Regions from separate parts of the Homo sapiens genome. Here region 2 is linked to region 1. The links are chromatin loops, found by intact Hi-C in ENCODE. Cell type or tissue: ovary. All regions are shown on one strand.

The links. A loop is a pair of places that touch in the nucleus more often than their neighbours do. Peaks named below come from ENCODE experiments on the same cell type or tissue, not always from the same donor. Only the 100,000 strongest peaks of a DNase experiment are listed, where the experiment ranks them.
Region 2: a loop joins it to region 1, with 7 times the contacts of the local background. A loop is called at or near these places in 2 of 110 quality-filtered maps.

The regions. Positions count from the first base shown.
Region 1 is chr9:116,358,678-116,361,177 of GRCh38, forward strand. The region is part of intron 17 of PAPPA (pappalysin 1); the gene reads left to right. The region is part of intron 1 of PAPPA-AS2 (PAPPA antisense RNA 2); the gene reads right to left. Among named protein-coding and RNA genes, the nearest start is that of PAPPA-AS2, 3.7 kb to the right of the region's middle. In ovary, no CTCF peak of the experiment used is centred here; a DNase peak (open chromatin) is centred at 1,476.
Region 2 is chr9:116,475,944-116,478,443 of GRCh38, forward strand. The region is part of intron 20 of ASTN2 (astrotactin 2); the gene reads right to left. Among named protein-coding and RNA genes, the nearest start is that of ASTN2-AS1, 27 kb to the right of the region's middle. In ovary, no CTCF peak of the experiment used is centred here; DNase peaks (open chromatin) are centred at 1,188 and 1,389; H3K27ac peaks cover 1,704 bases.

The sequences.
Region 1 (2,500 bases):
TTCATGTCTTCTAAGGAGAAGAAGTCTACTGCTTCTCCCTCTTCCTTCCTCTTCTCTTCTTTCCCTTCATCCCACTGGGGTACAACAGCTTACAGTCAAGAGACATGGTTCTGACATTGGCAACCTTTGTGACTTGGGCACATTGCCTCCCCTTTCTGGCTGCTGTCAGTTCCAAAATGTACTGTTGGTTGGGTTGATTCTAAACTTCTCTTAGAGACAGTACAGCAAAGTGAGTAAGAACCTCATCTGACGATTACAGAGCTCAGTATGTGTTAGGCTTTAAATGCTTTATATAATTGGACTCACATGATCCTCATGATCACTCTCTCAGGTAGTAGACTCCATGCCCATTTAGCAGTCAGGGAACTTGAGGCATAGAGAAGTTAAAGAGCATCCCCAAATCTACCCAGCTGGGAAGTTGCCAAGCTTGCATTTGAATTCAGGCAGTTTGACTTACACCCAGGCTCTTAACCATGACACTAGCATCATTTGAAAACTCACTTTTTCACTTTCTAACAGAGTCAGTTTCCAAGTCTGCAAAAATAATATAATTTCTACTCTACTGTATTGTTCAAGTGATTTTTAAAGCACTGGGCATGTTATAGGTGTTTGATAATATTATTATATGCCTTCAGCTCTCCGTGGATCTGTGTAGCTAAAGCAGCAGGGGAGTTAGAGCTCAATATGCGCTTGTAAAAACAGATGCACAGGCACAGAGAGGCAAACTGTTTTGCTGAGAGATTTTCAGCCCTCTTATAAGAGATTTCACCTTAGCATGAAGAATTGTACAACTGGAGTCAAACATACCCAGTCAGTTCCCTGACAACACCTAGAAAAAGTACCCTCTGGTCTTCCCAGGTTGGAGCTTCAGTGATGCCAGATCTTCTCTGGTCAAACCAGACTCAGTCAGCAATAATTGACTATGAATTTCTGCACCAGGTGGTAGGCAATTTCTGAATGCACTAGCATCTAGTCTTAAAGAAGGATTTAAAAATCCAAAGAGGCTCCAGAAAGTCTGCATGCAGAGGGCACAGCAAGGGCAAAGATGTGGAGGTGGGAAAGCAAGAAAAGTTTGCAGGAGAAACAAAGTGATTCATTTGTCTAGCAGGAAGGATACATACATAGCAAGAGATGGAGCTAGAAATGTCATCTGGATTCCATTGTAGAAGCCCTGAAGTGCCAACCTACCAGTATGCCTTGTTCTGAAGGCTAAAGTGTCTTAGCAAAAGGATGCTATATATTTTTAAAAGCAAATTTTGCAACACAAAGTGCCAGATGAACTGGGCAGGAGAGAGATAAACCAATGATAACAAAACCAGTGCTTTATGCTCCCACCTTTCATTCATGGTGGGGCCTCCCCAGTGTGAAACTCCATGAGCAGACTCCGGCTACTTCTAATACATTCTCTGTTACAAACCAAGCTCTCCAGCCAGCCCTGGCCCAAGTAGTGCTGAGGTCTGCAGCCCTTTAGGGGTTGGAATCCAAATGCATCACAGGCCCAGGCCAAGGCTCCAGGAAATTGGGGTCAATTTCCTACTCCCCAGAGGGCCCAGGAGAATCATGGGGCCTAGAGCCTGGGGCTCTGAGAAGGAGAGTCTGGGCTCTTTGAAGCCACATGAAGCTGCGTAAGTTTGCCACGAGCCCCTACAGAACCTCTGGGAGTGAACTCTGCAAGCCGCCTTGCAGCTGCATGCTCAGGATGGGCCACCCTTCTCCCAAGGCCAGAGAGGTTTCCATTGCAATTGTACCCTCCTTTTGCCGGCAAAGGAGAGGCCTGGAAAGGGGCCCCTTTCTCTTCTGAATCTTGTCTATCTGCAGCTGTTTTCTCACATAGGGGAGCCTCAGCCTACATCAGTTCTTTTAAGGAGTTTATTCATTTTCTCATACATTCATTCATAATTTATTCCCTCATTCATTCTTTTCTTCATTTACTCACTTGTGCATTTATTTCCTCATCTGTGTGTTCATTTATTTTCTTATTTCTTAAAGAAATACATTCTATCACTCTCCACCAATTCACCCCATCTTTTCGTAAACAAACAATTCTTGAATGAGCAAAAATATCTATTAAGTGATGAATGAATGCACTGAGTGGCCTGGACCTTTTAGGCATTGTGGAAAACCCTGAGGATACAAGGTTGAATAGGGCACCAGCCTGGGCCTTGAGGAGCTCATTGTCTGGTTGCAAAACAGATGATAAACAAATAGGTAATGTCCTGTCAGAGACATTCAGGTAGTGCCCCATGCAGAATTGAGATGGCAGGAGAGCAGGATGGGTTGTGCCAGATAAGGTATTTGCAAGGTAGACAAGGGTGGGTAGGAAACAATAGCAGACAGAAGGAGCAGTGAGCATGAAAGCACAACATACGATGCCTTCACAAATGCAGGCAATTTAAACTGAAGTTCAAGGTTGGTGGTGGTGCTCTGGAGAGCAAGAAACTGGAGAATTAGGCAGAATTAAGGCTGGGAGGGCTCTGGAGCCAGCACAGGAGTTTGCATG
Region 2 (2,500 bases), 120 kb after region 1:
TGTCCTCTGTCCCAAATCCTCTTTTCCCTCATATTAGTTTCTTAGGGCTACCATTAAAAGGGCACCACAAATTTGGTGGCTTAAAACAACAGAAGTGTACTCTCTCAGAGTTCTAGAGGCTAGACGTGTGAAATCATGGCATCCGCAGGGCCATGCTTCCTCTGAAGGCTCTTGGAAAGAATCCTTCCTTGCCACTCTCAGCTTCGGATGGCCCGAGGTGTTCCTTGGCTTGAGGCGGCATCACTCTAATCTCAGCCTCTGTCTTCACATGCCTTCTTTGCTCTGTCTTCTCAGAGCGGCATCAGTCACTGAATTAAGGAATTAACTTAATCCAGTATTACCTCATCTTGATCCTTAAGTAAATACATCTGCAAAGATGATTTCCAAATAAAGCCCCATCCCAAGGTTTCAGGTAGATGTGAATTTTTCAAGGACACTGTTCAACCCACTGCAATCCATCCTCTCACTTCCTCAGAAGACTTGCAGCGGAGGGTTCCCCTGGCTGGGCTAGTGGCTCTTCCTTGGTGTCCCCACGGTCCCTGGAGCATGATATGCAGTGTCAGGTAACAGCCTGGTCCTTTCTCTGTATTCATCACCATGAATATGAGCTCCATGAGGGCAAATACTTTGGTTTGGTTAGTTCTGCAGCACAAGTGCCTACCTTACTGTGAGGCACCTCCTAGACAGTCAACAAATATGCGCTTTTCTTGAACACTGTGCACTGCAGTAAGTTATGAAAAATCTGTTTCCAGATGTTTCCTGAGACTGTGCTGTTCCATTTTGGCCCAGCACATTCGCTAATCAGAGCAACACTCGCTGGTCCCCAAATGTGTGTGGACTCCATCCTTCCCCCTTTTATCAATATCAAATGGCCCTCCTGGCTCTCAACTCAACTCAGCCTGTTCTCCAAACCATGGTCAGGGTTGTCACCACAAAACACAGGTTAAGATACATCCTGTCCCTCCTCCAGTGCCCTTCCTGGCTCCCCTCTGCCTGCAGGAGAAAGCCCAGCTCCCCTCCGCCTGCAGGAGAAAGCCCAGCTCCTCTGCTCAGTATTCAAGGCTTAGCCCTCCAGCGCAGCCTCAGCTCCCACCCCCTCCCCACTCCACAAGGTCACATGAGCAGTCTGTGCCCTGTCCCTCTGGAACCCTGGCTGGTGTCCCATTCCTGGATGGAATCTTGACGCAGTGTGAGGAAAGAAACAGCCTGCTTGAGAGTCCCCAGCAGGTTTTAGGAGCCTCACTGTCTGTCGGCTGAAAAACAGCGTTATTTTTCCTCTACGAGTCTCTCTTGGCTTGGGATGCACGGCTGTATTTGCTTCTGGCTTGAGGACAGCTATTCCCCTCTCCCAGGCCCCAACTGTGCACTTTGGAGAGGTCAGTACGACCTGATGTTAGATGGAATTGAGTCGCCAGGCTGCCGTACTTGCCCCCATCCCCTAACCAATTAGGACTGGACACCACAGCCAAGGGAAGTTCACATTCCACTCGAGTTTGGGGACATCAGTCACCCCCGTCCCTACTGAGCTCCGAGACCCTTGGCCACACCTAAATTGCCATTCAGCCCAGAATCAGATAATAGGCAGAAATCCTTGTACTTAGGCTGGTGTGGGCTGTTTGGGTGTCGGAGGAGGAAAGTGGAGAGAAAAATGCACAGGAGGATAAAAGAAGAGCGACCCTAGGGCTGAGCAAGAGAGGGACTGAGAAGTGATAAGAAAAGGAGAAAGAGACAGGGGTAGAGACACAGAGAGAGCAAGTAGAAGAGAGGTACATACAGACACAAAAAGACAGAGACAGGCCAGGCACGGTGGCTCACGCCTGTAATCCCAGTACTTTGGGAGACCAAGGCAGGTGGATGGCTTGAGCTCAGAAGTTCAAGACCAGCCTGGGCAACACAGTGAGATCCCTAATCAAAAAAGAAAAAAAAAAAAAATGAAAGAAAAGAAAAAGACAGAGAGAGATGGACAGGAAGCCAGGGTGACACGGAGAGGGAAGTAGTGTCCATGACCAAGAAAGAGAGAACAAGAAAGAAAAGAGAAGAAACAGAGGGCAGAGGGGGAAATAAAAGGCCAGGCAGAAACAGTTAAAAAAAGAACAAAAGGAGAAAGCAAAGGAGAGATGTTACAAATATGGGAGAGGAAGCAGGGAAACAGGAAGAAAGAGAGGGAGGGGGTAGGGAGGGAGAAAGGAAGGGAGGGAGGGATACAGGAAGGAAGGGAAGGAGGAGGGAAGGGGAGGGAGAAAGGAAGGAAGGAAAGAAGGAAAGGGAGGGGTAGTGGGGGAGTAAGGGGGGAGGGAGGGAGGGAGGGAGGGAAGGAAGGAAGGAAGGAAGGAAGGAAGAGAGCCAGGGAAGAAAATGAAGAATGGAGGGAGGAAAGGAGGAATAAAATGAAATAAGGAAAGAAAAGTTCACAATGGGAAGAAAAAGCCAGAACAGAGCAGCACAAGAACCCTATCAAGCCTCTCCTGGATTCTTTCCCTGGTGTGTCCTGGATAAACCC